2 separate regions of the Mus musculus genome follow, and region 1 is linked to region 2. A link is a loop called in an ENCODE intact Hi-C map of the cell type or tissue named here. Cell type or tissue: gastrocnemius. All regions are shown on one strand. Links, peaks and the distances in the headings refer to the core of each region. The heading gives the core; the rest is flanking DNA.

Evidence for each region. A loop is a pair of places that touch in the nucleus more often than their neighbours do. Peaks named below come from ENCODE experiments on the same cell type or tissue, not always from the same donor. Only the 100,000 strongest peaks of a DNase experiment are listed, where the experiment ranks them.
Region 1: it touches region 2 in a loop (2.0-fold over the local background); 1 of 42 quality-filtered maps calls a loop at or near these places.

The regions. Positions count from the first base shown.
Region 1 is chr11:69,025,783-69,033,782 of GRCm38, forward strand. Ctc1 (CTS telomere maintenance complex component 1) reads left to right here. Exons shown (of 23, transcript NM_001013256.2): 6 at 292-570; 7 at 669-797; 8 at 1,472-1,704; 9 at 1,822-1,999; 10 at 2,082-2,282; 11 at 3,904-4,030; 12 at 4,702-4,816; 13 at 4,909-5,224; 14 at 5,318-5,407; 15 at 5,629-5,822; 16 at 7,401-7,489; 17 at 7,585-7,759. Among named protein-coding and RNA genes, the nearest start is that of n-TIaat5, 7.2 kb to the right of the region's middle. In gastrocnemius, for the core only: a CTCF peak has its summit at 3,274 (motif pointing left); no DNase peak of the experiment used is centred there.
Region 2 is chr11:68,973,264-68,989,107 of GRCm38, forward strand. It overlaps Pfas (phosphoribosylformylglycinamidine synthase (FGAR amidotransferase)), which reads right to left. Exons shown (of 28, transcript NM_001159519.1): 27 at 15,104-15,427; 28 at 12,438-15,010. The coding sequence ends at 14,700. Gm32384 (a long non-coding RNA gene) reads right to left here and starts at 10,305. Exons shown (of 4, transcript XR_001780244.1): 1 at 9,377-10,305; 2 at 5,630-5,746; 3 at 5,028-5,132; 4 at 3,741-3,778. Rangrf (RAN guanine nucleotide release factor) reads right to left here and starts at 592. Exons shown (of 5, transcript NM_021329.3): 1 at 379-592; 2 at 178-294; 3 at 1-10. The coding sequence starts at 455. In gastrocnemius, for the core only: a CTCF peak has its summit at 9,594 (motif pointing left); DNase peaks (open chromatin) are centred at 9,594 and 9,934.

The DNA.
Region 1 (8,000 bases), core at 1-8,000, 48 kb after region 2:
AGAGAGATCCTTAAAGTTCAGTGGCTTATTATAATACTAAGAGTTCAATACTAGCCTTGGGTACATAGTGAGTTTAAAGCCAGCCTGGGCTATATGAGACCTTGTCTGAAACAGAACAAAACAAAACAATAACAAAATAGCCAACCAGACAAACAGAAGAGGAAGAATAAGAGGAAAGTCATGAGGTCTTTGGAGTGAAATTGTTGTGGGAAGGGCCTTTGGCCGATGGGCAGCATTATGGTTAAGGGCGGGGGTCTCATGTTTAATGTTACCTCCCTCTGCCTAAGCCAGATCCCTGCTCAGATGGTGTGGCACCGAGTCCTCCGGCCTGGCAGGGCCTATGTACTGACAAAATTGCAAGTAACCAAGACCCGGATTCACCTTTCCTGTATTTGGACAACCATTCCATCTTCAACTCTGAAGCCTCTGAGACCAGGTTATGTGCAAGAGCTGGAGCTGGACTTAGAGTTCTCGAAAGCTGACCTTAAACCACCACCCCAGCCCACCAGCTCCAAAGACAGCAGAGGGCAAGAAGGTCTTGTCCGGGCTTCCAAAGTCTTGCATTATTTGGTGAGTGCAAGGTACTGATCTTAGAGGTTGTGACACCTGCAATGTGAGCCTCCTAAGGAGGAGGAAATAGTGGCAGCGGACCTCTGTTTCCTGTGCAGGGAACAGTCACTGCTGTGTTGCATGAGTCTGCCGGCCTCTACATTCTAGATGGGCAGCTGATTCTCTGCCTCGCATACCAGAAGATCCATGGCCTCAGGCGGGTTATTCGACCAGGGGTCTGTCTGGAGGTATGTCAGAAATCGGATGGCGATGAGAAGATGCTCAGTTCATGGGAGATGGTGGGTGACCTCGGAGAGAGTGGGTTTTGGTAGGAAATGAGATAGGCAACACTGGGGAGTTTCTCTTGGAACCTATGGTGGAGAAACAGTAGCCATCTCCCCAGGGGTTAAGCTCTGCCCTTGTCTTGTCTTGTCTTGTCTTGTCTTGTCTTGTCTTGTCTTGTCTTGTCTTGTTCCAGACAGGGATTTTCCAAAGTTTAGTTGTTGTGAGCCACCCATAGTGGGTACTAGAACTGAACTTGAGTCCTATTCAAGAGTAATACTTTTCTTTTAACTGCTGAGCCATCTCTCCAGCCTTTAGGTAGTTTTTTGTCTTGTTTGTTTTGAGACAGGGTCTCACTTGGAAGCCTTGGCCAATCTGAGACTTGCTATGTAAACTAAGTTGGTCTAAACCTCAAATCCCCTTCCTCTGATCTGGAGTGCTGCAGTTACAAGCATGTTTTTTTTTTTTTGTTTTTGTTTTTTTTGTTTTAGATCACAGTAGCTCAAACTGGCCTCAAGCCTCTGTGTAGCCAAAAATGGCCCTTTATCTTCGAGTCTTCCTGCCTCTGCCTGCCAAGGGCTGGGATTTACAGGCATGTGCTACGTACTCAGCTTACCTCTGCTTTTCTGTTTTCCTGCAGCTCCGAGATGTTCATCTCCTCCAGGCAGTGGGTGGAGCAACAACAAAACCTGTCCTGGCGCTCTGTCTCCATGGCACTGTTCGGCTTCAAGGCTTTTCTTGTCTTAAGCCTCTGACTTTGCCGTCCTCCAAAGTTTATGGTGCCTCCTTGTATGAGCAACTCGTGTGGAAATGTCAGTTAGGACTTCCCTTATACTTATGGGCTGCCAAGACCCTGGAGGATCTCATCTACAAGTGAGGAGGACGGAGTTTGAGGGTCTGGGGTGGAGATGTTACTTTCTCTGTAGGGGAAGCAGGGTCCTGGAAGAGACAGATCTTGGGAAAATGACTATGTTTCTCCTCCTGGCCAAGGCTGTGTCCCCATGTGTTGAGATGTCACCAGTTCCTGAAGCAACCCTCTCCTGGGAAGCCCAGCTTGGGCCTGCAGCTCCTGGCTCCCTCCTGGGATGTTCTGATTCCACCTGGCAGCCCCATGCGGCATGCGTACAGCGAGATCCTGGAAGAACCACACAACTGCCCCCTTCAGAAAGTACGAGGACGTGGGGAAAGATTGGCTTGAGGACACAGGGCACAGGGACCCAGTGTGATTATTTCTCTCTCCCCACACACAGTACACTCCACTGCAGACTCCCTACTCTTTCCCTACTATGCTCGCCCTGGCAGAGGAAGGGCAGCACAGGGCTTGGGCTACTTTTGACCCAAAGGCCATGCTGCCTCTCCCAGAAGCCAGTCACCTGACCAGCTGCCAACTGAATCGCCACCTAGCCTGGTCCTGGGTCTGTCTGCCATCCTGTGTGTTCCAGCCAGCCCAGGTAAGAGAATTCTAGAAGGCTCGTGGGACTACTTGTTGCCAGTTTCATCACTACTACTTGTTCAGATTATGTGTTTTTTGTTGTTTTTTTGTTTTTGTCTTTCAATCATGCTCTGTGTGTGGGTGTATGAGTGTATGTGTGTGTATGTGCACATGTTTGAAACAGGGTCTGTATAGCCCTGACTGTCTCGTCCGGGAATTCACTCTGTGGACCAGGCTGACCATGAACTCACAGAGATCCACCTGCCTCTGCCTCCCAAGTGCTGGGTTCTGGGTTTAAAGTCATGCGCCACCACCCGGCTAACTGACTTTCTAATTAGACTGCTGTATCTGTTCCTGCCCTTCACTGATTTGTCCTTTTTACAGCAACTAGGAAGAATGAAAGAAATTGTAGCTTGAGTCAGGTGTGGTTACACATGCCTTAATCCTAATACTCAGGAGGGAGAGATGAATGGATCTCTTTGAGTTAGACCAACTGGACTACATAGACCCTGTCTAAAACAACAAGAACAACAACTAAAACCATGTTGGACATGGTGGTTAGCCTGTTTCGGGCTAGCTAGAGATGCACAGTGAGACCTTGCCTCAGAAACAAACACACAAACAGAACAAAACAAAAGAGGGTGGTATGTATGGACCTGGAGACTGCTCAGTGGTTAAGAGCACTGGCTATTCTTTCAGAAGGTCCTAAGTTCAATTCAGAGGTCCTGAGTTCAATTCCCAGATACCACATGGTGGATCACAATTCTTTCTTTGAATTATTTCATTTATTTTGTGTATGAGTACACTATAGGTATCTTCAGACATACCAGAAGGGGGCATCAGATCCCATTACAGAGTGTTGTAAGCCACAATGTGGTTGCTGGGAATTGAACTCAGGACTTCTGAAGAGCAGCCAATGCTCTTAACCAGTTGAGCCCTCTCTCCAGCCCCTGCAACTCTCTATGAAGGGATCTGATGCCCTCTTCTGGAATACAGGTGCATACACAGACAGAGCGACTCATCCGTTAGAGAGTGGTGACCTGAGCTTGTTCCCAGACTCTGCATGGTGAGAGAAGAGAGCTGACTCCCACAAGTTGTCCTTTGACCTCCACAAAAGTGAAATGATACCCCCCACCCCCAGTAAATGTAATAAAACAAGCTCCCAAAACTGTAGCTTGGAATATAGAATTCTGTTGGGTTTTGCTTTGCTTTGTTTTCGTTATTGCTTTTTTTTTTTTTAACCTGAGGCAGTCTTGTTGTATAGCCCATGCTGGCCTCGAACTCCCGGAGGTCCTGCTACCTCAGCTTTCTGATTACTGGGACTACAAGTATGTATGTATGTACCACCGTGTTCAAGAGTGTAATTCAGTTCTTACTCTTACACGTGTGAGTGCTTGCCTTTGTTGCTGTTAGTGTTTAAAACAGCACATGACACATGGTAGATGCTCAGTGGAGTTTTTCATTTTTTAGAGAGACAGGATCTCTCTGTGAACCCTAGCTGGCCTGGAACTCATAATGTAGACCAAGATAGCCTCCCACTTAGAGCAGGCTTGACTCTGTCCTCTGGGTTCTGCTCATGCCCAGTCTTTGCTGATTGTGTAATATTTAATATTTATCAGCTTGACCTTTATTTCCTACAGGTTTTACTTGGGGTCCTGGTGGCTTCATCTCGTAAAGGTTGTCTGGAGCTTCGGGATCTAAGAGGTTCACTGCCTTGTATCCCCTTGACTGAGAGTTCACAGCCCCTCATTGACCCGAATCTCGTAGGTGCGAAGTTGAGAGGTGGGAAGGTGGTGGTGGTGGGAGATAGAGCTCAGCGCAGGGCGCAGTGAGAGAGGGAGCGCCTGCTGGGCTTCCTTAATGATATTGGTCAGCTACATGGGGAAGTGTGAAAGGCTGGTGCTGATGGAGAGAAGGAAGAGGAGCCAGAGCTACAGCTCCCAGCATACATCTCTCCTACACCACATAGCTCCTAAACATTTACCTTCCTGCTTCCTATATTCATAATTAGAAGAACACTGGTCTTATTCGACTTGTTGAGTTCCATAAAAAGGAGGCTGGGATGGTGGGCCTTTAATCCCAGCAGAGGCAGGTGGATCTCTGTGAGTTCAAAGTCAGCCTGATTTACATAGTAAGTTCCTGGACAGCCAAAGCTATAAAATAGAGAGATCCTGTCTTAAAAAACAAACAAAACAAAAACAACAAGGGAAACCCTAGAGAGGAAAATTTGTTAGATTCAGAAAAAAAGGCATGTCACAGGTTTAGGGAACAAACAAGAAAAGGCCTGGAGTATTCTCTGCTTGGTGTGGTTGCCTAGGGGCTGAGATGATGAGTTGTGGGCGGTGGCCCAGGATGGCACAGATCTATCTACCCAGGGTTCTGCTTCCCTCCTTTCCACAGTTTTTTTCCTGCTAAGATAGAAACCTTTCTTCATCTAGGCTGCCTGGTGCGGGTAGAGAAGTTCCAGTTGGTAGTAGAGAGAGAAGTCAGGAGCAGCTTCCCTTCCTGGGAGGAGATGGGCATGGCACGCTTCATCCAGAAGAAGCAGGCCAGGTCAGCTCTCGGGAGCGGGGCTTCCCTTGGAGAAGAACCTGGTGTTTGGGGATCCAGGGTCTGAATCACTGAAGAGCTGCCTCTTCCAACAGAGTCTACGTCCAGTTCTACCTGGCTGATGCCCTGATCCTGCCCGTGCCCAGACCCACCTTTGGTTCAGAACCATCTCAGACAGCCTCCTCCTGCCCAGAGGGACCCCACCTGGGACAGAGCCGGCTGTTCTTACTGTCCCACAAGGAGGCCCTCATGAAACGTAATTTTTGTCTCCTTCCGGGAGACAGTTCACAACCTGCAAAGCCCACCTTGAGTTTCCACGTGTCAGGAACTTGGCTTTGTGGCACACAGAGGAAGGAAGGTTCTGGATGGAGCCCACCCGAGTCTCTGGCCGTTGAGAGCAAGGATCAGAAGGTAAGCTGGGACTCCAGGTTCCTAGGGCCTGACCTCCCATATGTACCCTGTGTTCCACACCGGAGTTCGATGCTGTGCTGTCCTTCCTCATAGGTCTTCCTCATCTTTCTTGGCTCTTCAGTTCGATGGTTTCCGTTCTTGTACCCAAACCAAGTCTACCGACTCGTGGCTTCCGGCCCCTCAGTGAGTGTGTTCCTCTTGCACATCAGAAAGCTAGTTGGGTTGGACTCTGGAGCAGACATGCGCGTGCTGGGTCCCCTAGGTCTCCTGGAATAGGCAGAATTTAGGGGGACTGAATCGTCTGTCTGTAAGGACCCCTTTCTTCACCAGGCTCTAGGAAGAAGTCAGCACGGGAGGACTTAGGCCTAGGCACATGCTGAGGCAATTGTCTTCATGTTTCCTAGCAGACACCAGTGTTCGAGACAGAGGGCTCAGCTGGCACCTCTCGACGTCCTCTGGAACTGGCTGACTGTGGATCTTGCCTCACTGTCCAAGAGGAGTGGACCCTGGAGCTTGGGAGCTCTCAGGACATACCTAATGTACTGGAGGTCCCTAGAACACTGCCCGAGTCCTCACTGGCCCAGCTGCTCGGTGACAAGTAAGTATTGTCCATTACCTCTGGTCCTCTTGGCTGTGCTCTGCTCTGCGCTGGCTGGGCTGAGCCAGCAGTGTGTGTGTTCTGTGTGATGTCAGTGTGAGAGGGGGTTCTCTTTCAGTCTTTCTTGTCACTGCAGGAATAGTCACAAGTAGTGTCTCCTACTCTCTCGCTCCTCACCGAACTGTTGTTATTGTTGAGCCAGGGTCTTGTCTTTTGGCTGGTTTTGAAGTTGCTATGTAGCTGACTTTGATTCCGACCCAGCTGAGCAGATGTCCTCACAGTTAAGGAAAAGCTTTAGCAATAAAAGGAAACAGGAACAGAAAATGCAGGGAAGAAGGTGGCAGTGTAGAGAAGGACCTGCGTGCACTGCGTGCGGTCGGTAGTAAGTACAGAGGCGTGGAACTTCATAGAAGATTCTCTAAGCGAGAACAAGTGAAAATGTTTCCTGTGTGAAAAACTCTACTGGATTGTGTTTTTATTACTAAAACTGAATATAAGCCAGACATGGTGGTATACATGTTTAATCCAAGCATTTGGAAGGCAGAGTGAGTTTGAGGCTACATAAGGAGTTCAGGCTGTCCAGGGCCAAATGGTCAGTCGCTGTCACAGAAGAGGAGGGGGGAAAGTGGCCATAGAGGACTGGAAAGATGGCTCTCTAGAACTGGCTGTCATTTCAGAGGGACCACACTGGGGGTTGGATGGTGGTACATGCCTATAATCCCTGTAATCCGAGTACACCCAGCCTAGAGGAGAGCTACCATTAGTTTTAAGATAGATCTTGTCTAAAAAATAAACAAGAGAAGGAGGATTGTGTCTTTTTTTTTTTTTTTTTGGTTTTTCGAGACAGGGTTTCTCTATATAGCCCTGGCTGTCCTGGAACTCACTCTGTAGACCAGGCTGGCCTCAAACTCAGAAATCCGCCTGCCTCTGCCTCCAAAGTGCTGGGATTAAAGGTGTGCACCACCATGCCTGGCTGTGTCTAATTTTTATGAGACTGATATTTATTATTAGAAGTGAAGTAGGCTGGAGTTTGTTTGCAGGGTGGTAAACACTTTTAATCCCAGCATTTGGGAGACAGAGGCAGGCATATCTCTGAGTCTAACACTAGCCTGGTCTACACAGCATTCTAGGACAGCCAGGGCTATGCTGAGAAACCCTGTCTCCAAAAATAGGAAGAGAGGTCAGGGAGGAAGTTAAGGTAGTATATACTTGTAGTCATTTTCTTTGGGGACCTGAGACAGGAGAATTGCTGAAGGTTTGAAGCCAGCCTTCCACCTTTATGTAGCAAGAGCATGCTACATGGTGCTAGGATGTCTGTGCACCAAGACCCTCAGAAGCCAGAAGAGCGTACCCAGTCCTCTGGCACTGGGGTTACAGACAGTTGTCTCAAAGGATTAGAAAAAGAAGGAGAAGAAGGAAGAAGAAAAGAGTTAGTTGTACTTAAAGTGAATGTTTCCTAGGAACCTGCATCTTCAGCAAGTGTAAGATGTAAATGATGGAGAGCTGGGGACGGCTCCTTTTCTGTCTTAGGAGCTGATCTCTCAGTTGTGTTTCCTCATGGATCTCTGTCTCTTTCAGCTCCCCCGATTCCTTGGTATCTTTCTCTGCTGAGATTTTGTCTCGGATACTGTGTGAACCACCTCTGGCCCTTCGCCGGATGAAACCTGGTAATGTGCTATCGTCTGGGGAAGACGGTTTGAATTGGAGGGATGGGACCTTGTAGTCCTGGCTGATCACTGGCCACCCTTCCCTCTGTCCGTAGGGAATGCTGGGGCTATTAAAACAGGTGTGAAGCTAACAGTAGCTCTAGAAATGGATGACTGTGAATATCCCCCTCACCTGGACATATATATCGAAGATCCACAGTTGCCTCCCCAAATAGGACTCCTTCCAGGAGCCCGAGTCCACTTTAGCCAGCTGGAGAAAAGGATTTCCAGGTGAAGATGTATATCGTATGGCCACACCTTCTTTGCTTACTGATGTCCTCTTGAATATTCACCCCCTCCTAACTGTGCCACAAGGACGTGTTTTCTTTGCTTTACTGTTTTGTTTTGTTTTAGGACAGGGTCTCACTATGTTGTCCCGGCTGTTTTGCAACTTCCTGTGTCGCTCAGGCCAGCCTCAAACTTACAAGCTTCCTCCTGCCACTGCCTGTCTCCAGATGCCGAGTACTATGCT
Region 2 (15,844 bases), core at 4,763-12,762:
AAAATGGTACCTGGCATGGGAGGAACAGTGGTAAGGAGGAGCATGTCTGAATAACCCAGCCCCACCCTCGAGCCTGGTCTGCTATTGCCCTTGGGAGTTTTCGTCCTGAATAACCGTCCAGCCACAGACCCCGCCCACTTTCTCGGCTCCCGGCCTCCCGTTGGCTAGCTTTCTCACCGCGCAGCCGCTTCGCCCTGCACGTGGGCCTGCAGCTCCAGAAGTTCTATGATCAGACTCTGGTCGGTCACAGGATGGCAGAAAACTTCTTGGTTGTCTGGCACCGGTCGGAGGTCACTGGAGAGGGACAGGGAACCCTCTTGTCTCTGGCTTTTTCCCATAACCCACCCGATCGGCCTCCGGGGAGGCTGGCTTTCTCACCTCACATCAATGGCCCCTGTAGGGAGGATGGCGGAGAAGGCGCCTCCGAACAGTGGACAGTTTCTGTTGGGCTCCATAGATCTAGTACTTGAGTCTGGACATTAGCGAGGTTTTAAAGAAACCTACATGAGCCTTTGAGACATCATTTCCCCTGGTGTTCCCGGAGCACCCACTACCTCCTCCCGTCCTACTAAGCAATGGGACCTTTAAGATCTGGTCACGCCCTGCGAGCACGCTGACCAATCGGCGCCCGCGCTTCGGGGGCGGGGCTATCCTTGGGGGCTAGTCTCTGAAGCCCGGCTCTTTGGAAAGACCCAGGACCGCTGGGGTCTGCTTTGCAGTTGTACTTGAGTTTAGGGTTGGTGATGCTAGTGATGGGTTAATCCCTCGTGCCCACTTGCTCCTTCATTGTAAAGGAGTTATACCTTCTAAGAAGGTCACTTGAGACCGCCCTTAAGGACAGTTGTTCAGTTAAAGGGCGGGTTGTGGGACCACTTGACTCCAGTGGAGCGACAACCAGACCACTAACTCCAGGATCTAATGCTGGGACTTGGGGAAACAACAGGCCCAGGTGTGGGTCTAGGTTAAGATTCAGACCTCAAGCCTTGATACCTAACCCGAGGATTACGGTTCTAATCCCCTCAAATCTTCCCCTAGGGAGGGCAAGGGGAAGCTCTCTCCCACACCTGAGCCAAAGCACAGATTAAACTATTGTTTTTCCTTTACGGATTTTTAGAGTGTTCTTTTTAAGTATTTGTTCAACTTTTATCCTCCCAGTTAATTTCTCCATTCATCCTTGATCTCTTGCACCTGGCAAAGTGTTTGGCACATAATAGGCCTGGTGGTATACTGCTGCACTGCGGGATGAATCTAGATGCCTGGAGTCCATGAGGCCACCCATGCTCTCATGGATTTTACACCCAGCTGAGAACCGGGCAAAGAGGTTGATTCTCACCTCGACCAATGAACCCTCATAATTTACTGAATTGGAGGCAAGGGTCACGTGCCTCAGAGTGCAGCTCATTTCCTTCGTGAGCCTGACAATACAAAAGTCCACCTCGCCAAGGTGTAAAAGTACCAGTGGAACTCGCTTTGCGTCTTGAAGTTTGATTTACAGAGCTCTTGGGGGCATCCTAGAGATGTTCTAGCCGGGACATAGGTGTAGAAACTTAGCACAGTGTGTACTCTAGGAAATGCAAATATGCAAGGGGGAGGGCAGGCAGATGGAGTCAGGGAGTTGTGAAGATGGTTAAGGATGGAGGATTTTGCTTGTCCACTTACTGTTTGCAATGCTAGGGATTGAGCCCAGGGGCCTCTACCATTAGATTCTCTCTCTCCTTCTCCCTCTCCCTCCCTCCCGTAACTGAACCTTAGCCTCTTAAGTGTACTCAGTATGTGCCCCCACCCCGGCTATCCTGGAACTCACTCTGTAGACCAGGCTGGAGTCGAATTCAGAAATTCTGCCTGCCTCTGCCTCCCGAGTGCTGGGATTAAAGGCGTGCGGTGACTCCTTCTTACTGTAGGCATCTGGCTTCTCTCTGAACTTTTCCTCATCTCTAAAGCACTGTTAGGAGTGAAGTGTGGCCACGTGTGGTGGCTCACGCCACATGGCACATCCAGCACTGAAGAGACAAAAGCAGTCAGATCTGTAGTTTGAGACCAGCCTGTTTCTTGTTTCTACATAGTGAGTTGCAGGTCAGCTAGGGTTATATATTGAGACCCTTCCTCAGGCAAGAGAAGGAGGGAGGGAGGGAGGGAGAGAAGAGACAAGATGTGGGTGTGCTTGATCAATCTGTTTCGGGGGGGGGTATCCTGTAACTAGTTTACTCTGTAAGAGAAGGGGTGCAGCCCCCATGGAATAGAAGGAGCTGGCCATGAACGTCTCTCCATGTAGACCTTTCTGTCTCTCCTCCTCACCAGGAGCAACAACAGCTTGAATAGCTTTGTACACAGTCAGGCAGATCAGAAATCCTTGGGTAGGGACCTCCAAGGACATAAATGCTATTAACAAGTTCATAACACTAAGTACCAGGAATGGAGCCCTGTAATGAGCCAGAGGGAGGAGAAAGTTTCTTCAGCTTTCCTCTTAGGATTTCCTGGCGCACCTCAAGTTCTGCAGTGGACTAAGATAGCTGGAGACCTCAGCTTTCTCCAGTCTCTGGGTTCTTGGGATATGACAAGGGTGGGGAGCAGAGATGTGCCAAGGCCCAGGGCCAGATCTCTCCTTGGAGGGTGGGGTGGAAGACCAGCTTGTCTTGGCAGATCTCTATATCCCCACTGTTGATTCACCATCCCTCCCTTGGTATCTGCCATCTCTTGTGCTCTTCTCAATGCTGACACCTCAGGGTGTTCAACCTCAAACTCCTGAAGAAACTGGAGCTGTCTGGGTCAGTTTGTTGTCATTTGATCTGAAAGAACCTATTTGGCAAGCTCTCCTACTTGCATCTTCCCGGAAGCCAGAGTCCAGTGAAAACTGGTCCAGCTGCAGCTAGGGCAGGTGTCATGGACAAGTCTCAGATGGCACACATCTGTCCTTCTCATTGTGTGAGTGTCTCCAGCTCTCAGTCTGCTGGGGACAGCCAACCTACAACTGGAACAGGTTTGGTTTGGTGCTCTGGGATGGTCCTTGCCCTTTGAAAGAACCAAAAGACAGGCTTGGAGGGACCTGGCGAGATAGCTCAGCAGTTAAGAGCACATGTTACTCTTGTAGCGGACCTGGGTTCAATTCCCAGCACTTACGCGGTGGCTCACAATCATCTGCAACTCTAGTTCCAGGGTATTTGCCCACTTCTGACCTTCACAGACACCAGATAGACCAGATGGAGAGCATCGGTGCAGGCTCATAAAATTAAATATATAAATCTAAATGGGGGAAAACAAAGACTGCCCTGGCCCCCAGAGACACAGCAAATCAGTGCCAAGCATCCCTTTATGGAAGAGTTAAGGCAACATAGTTCCTGTATGCAGCAGCTTCAAGCCTTCAGCCCTGCCATGAGTCTCTTTGAAATGTTGGTGAAGGTCATGAATATTCACTCAGAAAAATGTTTGTACATTATGGAATAAAGTGCATAAGAACACAAGAGAAACTAGCTTGTTTTGTTTGTTTGTTTGTTATTATGGAGTCTTGGATGGCCTGAAACTTGATATGTAGATCAGGCTGGCTCTAAACATAGAGATGTTTGTCCTTGAATGTATGTGCACTCTGTGTGCGTGCCTGCGTGTGTGCCTGCGTGTGTGTGTGTGTGTGTGTGTGTGTGTGTGTGTATGTGTGTGTGTGTGTGTGTGTGTGTGTGTGTGTGTTACTTACGGGGTTCAGAAGAGGGTGTTGGATTCCATTGGAACTGGAGTTAGGGATGGTTGTGAACCATCATGGAGGTTCTGGGAACCAAACCTGAATCCTCTGTAAAAGCAACAAGTATTCAGTTATCTTTCCTAAATTTTACTTGATGTGTATGAGGCTTTTATTTACAAGTACCAAACTGTATGTATGGCCTGTATGTATTCCCAGAGGGAATCAGAACCTCTCAAACCAGAGGCACAGACCACCATGTGGGATGCTGTTGAACCGGGTCTTCTGCAACATCATTGATTGCCATCGGTAAGCCATCCCTCGGCCTCCTGGTTCTGTTTGAGACTGGGTCTTACTATGTGGTCCAATCTGGCCTTGAATTTGAATTTGTAGTAGTACCTCAGCCTCCCAAGTGCTAGAATTTCAGGCATGCTACCATGCCTCACTAAAAATAAAAGTATATTATTATCCTTTTAAAGGATATATTTATTTTGCTAGGCATAATCGTATACACCTTTAATCCCAGAACTCAGAAGGCAGAGGCAGGTGGATCTCTGAGTTCAAGACCAGGTGGTGAGTTCCAGGATAGTCAGGGGTACATATAGAACCCCTGTCTCAAAAAAATAAAACAGGAAAAGGCTTTATTTTATTTATTTATTTTTTGGTTTTTTTTCGAGACAGGGTTTCTCTGTGTAGCCCTGGCTGTCCTGGCACTCACTTTGTAGACCAGGCTGGCCTCGAACTCAGAAATCTGCCTGCCTCTGCCTCCCAAGTACTGGGATTAAAGGCATGTGCCACCACCGCCCGGCTATTGTATTTTTTTTTTTTAATAAAGTTTTTTTTTTTAAGATTTATTTATTTATTATATGTAAGTACACTGTAGCTGTCTTCAGACACTCCAGAAGAGGGAGTCAGATCTCGTTATGGATGGTTGTGAGCCACCATGTGGTTGCTGGGATTTGAACTCTGGACCTTTAGGAAGAGTAGTCGGGTGCTCTTACCCACTGAGCCATCTCACCAGCCCCCCGGCTATTGTATTTTATGAATGAGTATTTTGTGTGTGCATCTATATGTGCACCATGTGCATTCCTAGTGCCATGGACACCCTGGAACCGGAATTACAGGTCTGAGCTGCCTTGTGGGTGCTGGGAATTGAACTAGGTCCTTTGGAAGAGCAGCCAGGGCTCTCAATGGCTAAGCCATTTATTCCACACACACCCCCAATATATGATATATTATTCATTTGCTTATTTGGTTTTGGGACAAGATCTTACTCAGACTATCCCAGATGGCCTTCCCTCAGGCTTCTGAAAGTGCTAGAACCACACTAAAGTAGAATAAAGTGCTTAAGCACACTCACCAAAATCCAGAGCTTTGGCCATGCAGCTGGAAGCCCCAGGGAGTGGTCCTGACCGAAGCTGATCTCTTGGTCAGCATTTAATATTTAATAAAGCGTACTTCAAACCTGAAAAAAAAAAGTTTAATCAGGCTTGGAAGCTCACTTCTGTTATTCCAACACTCAGGAGGCTGAGGCAGGAGGATCTTCAGGCCAGCTCGGGCTATAGAGAGAATGGTACCACCACAGAGTAAACCAGCCATGGTGGCTCTTGAGAAACACAGTAGGGAGGACAGGAAGCTGGAGAGATGGCTCAGTGCTTCTGAATGTGGAGCCAACTGCTCTTGCAGAAGACCTAAGTGTGATTCTGTGACATCTGTACCCACATGTGTATCACACAGACACACACAGACACGTAACTAAAAAATAAACTAGGGAGCCAGGTGGTGTATGCCTTTTAATTCTAGAGTTCAGGAGGCAGAGGCAAGTGGATCTCCTCCAGTTTGAGACCAGCCTGGTCTACAGAGTGAGTTCCAGGCTAGCCAAGGCTGTGTAGCAAGATTGTCTCAAAACAACAGAACACAGTCATATTAGTTACTTTTCTATGGCTGAGATAAAACACTTACCAAGACTTACAGAAGAGGTTTTTGGGCTTAGGACTTCAAAGGTTAGAGTTCACGATGAAGGTTCAGAAGTAGCAGGCTGGTGGCTGGAGCCAGAGCTGAGAAAACTCGAGCCAAAAGCTGGAGACAAAGAAAGCTAATTAGAAATGGCCAGAGTTTTTTGAGACTTGAAAGCAGGCCCCCAGTGACATATTTCTTCCAACAAGGCCACACTTCCTAATCCTTCCCAGCAACTACTAGAAACCAAGTATTCAAATACAGGGTACCCTGGGGAGCCATTCTTATCAACCCCCAGGTATATAAAGCCAAAAGAAAATATAATCAAGATAAATCTTTAGTTTAAAAACATTCTTATCTGTGTGTAGTCACATGTACCTGCCTATCTGTATGTATGCCTTATGTGTGTGCCTGGTGCTTCAGGAAGCCAGGTGAGGACACTAGATCCCTTGGAGCTAGAATCACAGATGGTCACGAGCTGCCATGTAGGTTCTGGGAACCAAACTGTGGTCCTCTACAAGAGCTCTTAGGGTCTGAGTCATCTCTTCAGCTCCATGAAAAGAAACGTTTAAAAAAAGAAGTTCACAGCCACCCTTGGCTGCATAGTGAGTGAGTGCAAAGCCATGGGGTGCTGGCAGGGATGAGGGTACAGCGTAGCAGAAAAGGCCCTTATGTGCAGCCCTTACCACTAGGCAGAGCTGGGCGGTGGTGGTGCGGAAATGATAAGGAGAAAGAAGGCAGATGGAGCAGACCTTTTCTTTCCCACTCTGTTTACATTGCCTTCAAAGCCACCCTAAAAGGAAGTGGGGCATTTTCCCTGGCAGAGACCTATTCAGATCATTTTATTTTCATTTCCTCAGAGCACTAGGTAAACATCATAGCTGATATTTTTTTATGCAGGTGTGGCTAGTTAAGGCCTGCATTTCCAGCTCTCTGGAGGTTGAATCAGGATCACCTCAAGTTTGAGACCATCCTAGGCTACATAGTAAGTTTCAAGCTGGCTACAGTGTGAACCCTGCTCCTTCATACACTACCAGGGAGAAATGATGAAAACCTTTTACTTATTCTTGTGGGCCTTAGCTCCAGGACCCAAACCCCTATCACGAGTTCTACCTCGTAGCATTGCAGCCTATGCTTTGTTATGAGTAGCCCTGTGACAAGCCTATTTAAACCCCAGCACCAAGAACTCAGAGAGGGCCTGGAGAGATGGCTCAGTGGTTAAGAGCACTGACTTACTCTTCCAGAGGTCCTGAGTTCAATTCCCAGCAACCACATGGTGGCTCACAACCATCTGTAATGGGATCTGATGCCCTCTTCTGGTGTGTCTGAAAACAGCAACAGTGTTCTCATATATAAATAAATCTTAAAAAAAGAAGAAAAAAAAAAAGCTGGGCGTGGTAGCGCAAGCCTTTAATCCCAGCACTCGGGAGGCAGAGGCAGGCAGATTTCTGAGTTCGAGGCCAGCCTGGTCTACACAGTGAGTTCCAGGACAGCCAGGGCTACACAGAGAAACCCTGTCTCAACCCCCCCCCCCCAAAAAAAAAAAAAGGATTCAGAGACAACTATTCCATGGCTACTGCTCTATAACTTTTGCCATGAGGAACCTGGGTCTGGAGCCAGCTCATATCCCCACTCTCCCCAAAGCAAGTTATATATATCCCCCCCACCCCCCAAATCTGGAAACCCTTCTTGAGACTTGTCTTCAGAGGTGGAAAGAGGACAAGATTCAGACAAGCTAATGGATGATAGGGTGTGGGGTATCAGATTCTAACCTGGTGGCCTGCTGGGTCTGAGGATGGTCACAACTTTTCTCAATCCCATGGACCTCAATAGGAAAGACCCACAGTGACAAGGGCACTAGGAGGTTCCTTGGCCCACCACCCAGGCCAGAATCCTTGCTCTCTGGCCAGTGGCTGTACCTGTCCTTTGGGGAACCCCTTAGGTGGTATCCCTTATGGAAACCCACAGGATCCAGTCTATAAAGCTACACACAGCCGAATTTTCTCACCTATTTTCTCAGCCAAATCCTTGTAAGTTCCCATAGGTGAGGTGTTGAGAGAGTGGGGAGGGTCTACCATACTGTAGTGGCAAAGAGAGGACTTTGCCTCTGGGCAAAGATTTGGCCAGCTGAGCTAGTAGGACTCAGTGGCGAGGGGGGAAGAGGACACTTTCTTCTGTCTCCCTGGATACCTTCCAGGACATCTTAGGGTACTTGGGCAATACAAACCTACTCTACCGGTTAGACCTGACAGTGGTAGCCGGTCTGAGCTCTCAGACCTGCACATTGCCCATAGATAAACTTCCTTATCCACCCACATCCCAGTGCCTCATTCTCTTCTAACTGCCTCCTGGATATCCCCTCTAACATACTTCTATCAGTATGTCCCATTGACCCCTCAAACTCAATAATTGCAAAGCAAAGCATAAACTTAGCTTCCAAATGTGCCAATAGTAAAAGCTTTGTATACCAGTGATCCAGGGGGCAGGCCAGGGCTCTGGGCTTCATTACTGGCTGGCTTTCTTCTCTACCATCTTTTTCCTTATGCCCTCTTCACACTTTCTCCACACCCCCTCCCACACACACACCATATCCACTTTCTGGTTATTTCCATTGGTTCTCAAATCCTGCCATTTCTCTCTCTCTCTTTCTTTCTTTCTTTCTTTCTTTCTTTCTTTCTTTCTTTCTTTCTTTTTTTTTTTTTTTTGAGACAGGGTTTCTCTTTGCAGCCCTGGCTGTCCTGGAACTCACATTGTAGACCAGGCTGGCCTCAAACTCAGAAATCTGCCTGCGTCTGCCTCCCAAGTGCTGGGATTAAAGGTGGGTGCCACTTCGCCCAGCTTGCTTTCTTTATCTTTCTTTCTTTCTTTCTTTCTTTCTCTCTCTCTCTCTCTCTCTCTCTCTCTCTCTCTCTCTCTCTCTCTCTTTCTTTCTGGTTTTTCGTGACAGGGTTTCTTTGTATAGTGCTGGGATTAAAGGCATGCACCACCACCTCCTGGCCTCCCATTTCTCTCCATCCCTAAGGCCTACTACTCTTCCAGGCCAACACGATTGCTATGTGGTCAGTATATAGCTTCCACACTGGACTCTCTCCACCTCCCATCCTCTTTCCTTCTCTGCAGCTACTATAATCTCTAGGTCACAAGTTTGGCTGAGAGTAAAACTCAGTACAGTAGCTTGTCTAGCATGCATGCAGTCCAAGGCTCGATTCTGAGCATCATACAAAGCCAGCTGTGGTCGTGCACTCCTGTAACCTCGGCCCTCCCTCTGGAGGTGAGGGATGGAGGACTGGGAGTTCAAGGCCACTCTCAGCTATACAGTGAGTTTACAGCCAGTGTAGTGTACATTACACAAGCACCTATCTCAAAACAGCCAAATCACAGATCTGTTCATCCCTGCATCGCTACATCCACCTCTTCAACTGCTTTCCCACTGTTTTTGGATCTTGTCCTGATTCCTTAACATGTTCTGCTAGGTGTTTCTGGGTTTGTTTCTAGTTGGCTCTTCCTGGCCCAGACAGACTCATTTTCAACCATTTGGTTCCTTAGTTAGCATACCCTGTCCAGCCTCTGAAAATATTGTTTTCCTATAGTGCTGCCACACCTCTTCAGCGCTCTATACAGGCAAACTGTTGTGTTCTTTCCTCCAGAACCCTGTGCTGTTGAGAGCATTTTAAAGTCAAAGAAAGAAATCACTTGTCCTGGTTCAGCTTCCTGCCAGTGTGCCACAAAGCCAAGGTTCTTCACAACCCTTACCTGGTAGACAGGCCCCAGCCAGCTTCACAGACAGCCCTCTGTGCCACCCTTCCTGCTCCTGAAGCCAAACGGACAGATGTTGTTACTCATGTCTGTTTGTGCTGGGTGACCCTGTGCCAAAGGCAATCCTAAAGACCAGTTTACCTGGATTAAGCCCTAGAAATGCCTAGGTCTAGCCAGCAATTCCTTAGCTTCACCTCTGGCTGTTTGCTGCCCCCGAGTGGCCAACCATAGACTTGCTTGTTTAACACCACAGGGTCTCAAGAACATCAGCTATGAGACAACAGTTAGACCCTGGCACAGCTCCTGGAGGCAACATCTTCAGTCCACAGGCTCACTGCTGCCTAGTACCCACATCCTTGTATGGGCATGTCTTTTGTTTGTGGTGGTGGTGGTGATGGTGTGTGTGTGTAGGAGAGGGAGGGAGAGAGAGAGAGATCTATTGAGCCCCGTGACAGTCTGTAGTGAAGCACAGAGTGATGCTAGAGAGCAGAGGGTACCTGGTGGTTGGGGTGTTCCTAGAGAAAGCAACTCTCATCTGGTAGTCCCCACTTGGCCCTCTTGTCCACAAGCCTCCTGCTGGCTGCCTGCCATCCTTGCAATCACCAGGTCACAGACAGAAAGTGACAGTAATGTGCCTAATTTTGTGATATATCTATCCTCCTATAAAACTGAAGAGAGACAAGTTAGAGAAGGGAGAGGAGAGATACAAAGGGAGAAACGATGAGAAACTAATGTCAAGTTAGTGTCCTTCATTGGCCTGATGACACAGAATGACTGGACAAACCAACCAAAGAGAAAGGAGAACTGCAGAGCAATCTACCTACAAACCCAGTCCACTGACACCACTTTCTATTAAGGAAAAATCTTTAAAAAAGAAAAGAAAAATCCACATGTGTGTCTAGAGAGATGGCTCAATGGCTCAGAGGTTAAGAGCACTGACTGCTCTTCCAGAGGTCTTGAGTTCAATGCCCAGCAACCACATGGTGGCTCACAACCATCTGCAATGGGATCTGATGTCCTCTTCTGGCATGCAGATGTATTTACAGATAGAACACTCATTTACATAAATAGATGAATCTTTAAATGGTTACATGGTTTATCTCATATTGCTACCTCTTCGTTTACTTAAAGTACATTGTTTTGTTTGCATGTCTGTCTGTCTGTGTGGGGGTGTCAGATCCTCTAGAACTGAAGTAACAGTGTAAGCTGCCATGTGGATGCTGGGAATTACTGGGAATTGAACCCAGATCCTCTGCAAGAGCAGCCAGTACTTATAACCATTTTTCGACTGGGGACAGCACAAGGCATCTTACATAAGTAAGATGTACCTGCTAGAGTTTCCCAGTACCATGGTGGATCCTCAAGGATTCACCGCTGGAGGAATCACATTTTAATAAAGCTTACAAGATTAGGTTTTAGTTGTTGTGCCCAGAGACTGAGTTACCATTGTTTCTGAACTAAGTTTGTTTTGTGTTTTCCTTCACTCAGCTAGCTCATCTGGGTTCAAGAGAGAAAGGTACGGCAGCAAGGAGTGGGTTTGCCAGATGTGCACCACAAAGGCTGTAGGGGATTTGAAGCATGGGCTTGGTGTGGTAGTGACCCACCAGTGAGAACCTAACAAGCTGGGTGGAGAGATTGTGGAGTTCTGGGTCAAGAGTCTCCATGAGATTAAAAACAGGTTGGCCATTGCTTGCCAGTGCATAGCTGGCCAGACCCCAAAGGCACAAGCACAGGAATGTGACGTTCTTTTTTTTTTTTTTTTTTTTTTTTTTTAAAAGATATTTCCTGCAACAATCTCTCCAGCCCCAAGGACAAATACTTAAAAAAACAAAACAACAAAAATCTATGCGAGCTGGGTGGTGGCGGCACACACCTTTTATCTACAGAGCAACTATAGGACAGCCAGGGCTACACAGAGAAGGTACCTGGGAAAAATAAATCAACTTTTATATCTACTTATTTATTCCACATAGACTTACTGACACTGTTAGGACAGAGTTCCTGGGACTGTGGAGTTTACACTGCTTGGGAGACATATCTTTGATTAAAGCATTGGGTTTTTGTTTGGTTTTGGTTTTTCTGAGACAGGGTTTCTCTGTGTAACCCTGGCTGTCCTGGAATTCACTTTAAGGTGGGATCACAATGGTGATTTGGGCCGAGGTCTCTGTGCTGCTGTGACAGCCTTGTATATAACCAAGGATTTGTTTAAAAATCTGTTAGAGGTGAAACGAGGACAGGACTTGCTTAAGAGGTTTAGATGCTATTGTAAAGGGTGTTTAAAGATTCAGGTGTAAATCTGGAGAGATGGCTCGGCTGTTGAGAGCACTTGTTCTTTCAGAGGACCTGGTTTCAATTCTGCAACCATTGATAACTCCAGATCTAGGGGATCTGAAGGCCTCTTCTGATACCAGGCACACACAAATACAGGCAAACCACACAAGTGTAAAGTAAGTCTTAAAAGGTGAACGCAAGACCAGGAATGACTCATCGGCCCTTGCACGCACAACACACTTCCATTGGACCACTTGGCATCTTTTTCCATTTATTGGAAATTTTCCATTAACGAAGACTAAAGTATCACTGAGTGGTTTATATGACTAAAGGAATGTACCACACACCTGTCTACATGTGTGCTAACAGGTGTGTGTGCTTGTGCGCATGTGCCATGGCGCATCAAGTACCACACACCTGTCTACATGTGTGCTAACAGGTGTGTGTGCTTGTGCGCATGTGCCATGGCGCATCAAGTACCACCACACCTGTCTACATGTGTGCTAACAGGTGTGTGCTTGTGCACATGTGCCATGGCGCATCAAGTACCACACACCTGTCTACATGTGTGCTAACAGGTGTGTGTGCTTGTGCGCATGTGCCATGGCGCATCAAGTAAGCCATCACAACTGCAGAGTTGGTTCTTCCCTGTCACCACGTGAGTTCCAGGGGCTGAACTCAAAGCATTAAGCTTGATAGCAAATACCCCCACCCACTAAGCCAGCGGTTCTCAACCTGTGGGTCACGATCCTCTTGGGGTCTAAGGCCATCGGAAAACAGACATTTACATTATGATTTTTAATAGCAGCAAAACTACAGTTATAAAATAGCAACCAAAACTTTATGGTTGTGCCCACAATAACATGAGGAACTGTATTACAGGGTTACAGCATTAGGAAGGTTGAAAACTTCTGCACTAAGCCATCTTGCCTACTCAGGCTTACAAAAATACTTTCATAAATACTTTAAATATATAAATTTGAGACAGTGTCCTGACTAGCCTGGAACTCACTAGGCTGGCCTTGAACTTACAAAGATCCACCTGCCCCTATCTCCTAAGTGTTGGGATAAAAGGCATGTACCACCATAAGCAAAATATATATTCTTCCACAGCATCAAAGGGAATGTTCACATGTCCAAAATGGTACTTAGGTCAGAACACAGCACTTGGTAGAAGACCAGGATTTCAAGATTACTCTCAGCTATGAGTTCAAAGCCAGCCAGAACATCATATGGGTCTCGAAAATACAAACAAAATCCTTAGAATCACTCTAGTTAGGAAAAGTTACTTTGCAATGCAAAACGGAGAAAGATCTGACTTCCCATCTCCAAATATCTTCCTTTGGTGGTGCTGGACGGGAATCAAACTCAGGAAACACAGATACTAGGCAAGTGTTCTAATACTCAGATGGACATACAACCTGCAGCTTAACACCTATTCACCATTAGTACCTTCTTGGGGTGCTACTTCTGCAGAAGCACAAGTGTTCTGCATTCCCCCAAACCCTGAAATATTTAGAAATCCAACATGCTAGTCTGTTTTTATAAGGAAACTCCTTTAATCATGACATCGAGCTTCTTAGGGGGCTACCCGAGTCTACCGTACAAGTAAGTAGGAAGCAACGGATGATGAAGGTGGCTGTCGGTACAACAGCTACTACCAAGACGTGATCTGTGACTGCAGGATCTTCACAGGCAGATGTAGCTGGGTGGGTAGGGCGCCTTGCTGTTCATTTTAAGTTGGAACCAATCATAGACAGTTTATCACTAAACTTTGCTTTGTTAACTGGGAAACACCTCTCAAATACCTTAATCTTTATGATAGACACATAAGTTACCCAGCACCTATTTAGGTTGGCAGTACAAGCTAAGGAGCTATTATTATTTCAATCCTATTAAGACTACAAACAAGCCGGGCGTGGTGGCGCATGCCTTTAATCCCAGCACTCGGGAGGCAGAGGCAGGTGGATTTCTGAGTTCGAGGCCAGCCTGGTCTACAAAGTGAGTTCCAGGACAGCCAGGGCTACACAGAGAGACCTTGCCTGAAACCAAACCAAACCAAAAAAAAAAAAAAAAAAAAAAAAAAAAGACTACAAACTCCATTAGGTCAGTACCAATGTCAGGCACCACTACTGATCAAGCAACAAGAAGAAAAATGAATGGCCAGGCAGTAGTCGCACATGCCTTAACCCCAGCACTCAGATGGATCTCTGAGTGCGAGGCCAGCCGGTCTACAACATAAGTTCCAGGACAGCCAGGGCTATACACACATAAAAACAAAACAAAACAAAAAAACCCAAAAAACAAAAACAAAAACAAAAACCCAACCCTGTCTTGAAAAGCCAAAACAACAAAAAACAAGCTCCAGGGCTCTCTGCTCTAAGAAGGAAGGTATCAACTACTGTAAGGTGGCTGCTAAATTAAGAGAAGCAAGAATCAGGAATGTGATCTGAGATAGGCACAGGTCAGCGCCTTGAGCATGGACAGAAGCAATGATTCCTAACAACTAGCAGTGCATGTCTGAAAAGGGATCCGGAAAGCTGCTCTTTTCAGCTGGGCAGAGGCTGGGAGGGACTGATGTACATTATTCCTAGACCCTAAGCCAATGCCAAGCGCCTTGGCAACTCACCCGGGGTAACGCAAAAGAATTCTGAGTTTAGGGCCAGCCTGGGCTATAGACTGAAAGCCGATCTCACAAAGCCAAAGAAAACGAGGATGTGAGAGCTCACTCAGAGCTCTAACCAAGAGAATGAAGGATCACAAGGCGATGATCCCGGGAGGGCTGCCAGTAAATCTCTGCCCACCCCTCTGCCTGTCAGCTGTCCTCGGAGCCTGAGCCGCTTGCTGAAGATCCATGTTAAACTCAAGAGCTGAAAGCAGCTCTTGCAGGGGCAAGGCTAAAATGAGCAATGCAGCTGAGGTCATCCCAGCATTTTGGTTCTTGCTAAGATGCTTTTGGAAATCACATGGGATACTCCTGAAAGCAATGGGGAAAGAAGGCAACGGAGTCAAAGGGTGAGCTGTGGGCCAGGGTGGTCATGCGGCCTCCTCAGCAGCTGTCCTCCTGGGTCCAGTTCCTAGCATTGATGAAGAGCTGCAGCCACGGGGAGGTGGGAAGAACATCAAAGGGAGAGGGTCGCCATGCCCACTGCCAAAGCCTTACAGCCCGCTCAGGGTGCGGCATGAGTGCCAGGTGTCGGCCATCTTGGGAACAGATACCAGCTATGCCCCCTGGAGATCCATTGGGGTTCAGAGGGTACTGCTCTGTGGGGTTCCCATCATCGTCTGCCCAGTGCAGAGGAACCAGGCCCTTGGCCTCGATCTTGGCTTGGAGTTCAGGAGAAGAAAATGCCATGTAGCCTGGAAGTGAAGGAGAAGAGAGTGAAGGCCAAGTTCCTTCAGGCCCAGCCCCAGCCCCAGCTTGCAAACCCTCCCCTGCCTTCCCAGCCTGACCTTCCCCGTGAGCACTCCACACGGGCAGCACAGAGCCTTCCATCCCTCGGAGCATCAGGGCTGGCCCCGGCTCCACACGTACGGTGGCCCATCGGGACTCGAACCGCCCAGACAGATTGTGGCGGAGCAGGAGGCCCGGCTGTGTTGGCTGGGAGTCCTGGCCTGGCTCAGCTTGCTCTTCACTGGGATCACTTCCCACCCAGCCCAGAAGAGCCAGCAGCTGACAGCCATTACACACGCCCAGGCTGAAGGTGTCCGGCCGCCTTCGGAATCGGCCCAGCTCTTCCCTGGCCTGTGGATTAAAGGTCACCGCAGCTGCCCAACCTAGGAAGAACAGTTAAGCCAGAGTGAGAAAAGGCCTGAGAAAGGGCTGGAGAGATGATGGCTCAGTGGTTAAGAGCACTGACTGTTCTTCCGAAGGTCCTGAGTTCAAATTCCCAAAACCACAACTATCTGTAATGAAATCTGAGGCGCTCATCTGGTGCATCTGAAGATAGATATAATAATAAAGGGGCTGGAGGGATGGCTCAGTGGTTAAGAGCACTGACTGCTCTTCCAAAGGTTCTGAGTTCAAATCCCAGCAACCACATGATGGCTCACAACCATCCATAATGAGATCTGAAGACAGGTACAGTGTACATATATATAATAAATTAATAAATCTAATAAATAAATAAATCTATCTAAAAAAAAAAAAGCCGGAGAAAGCAAAAGCAGGGCGTGAAGGGAATGACATGACAG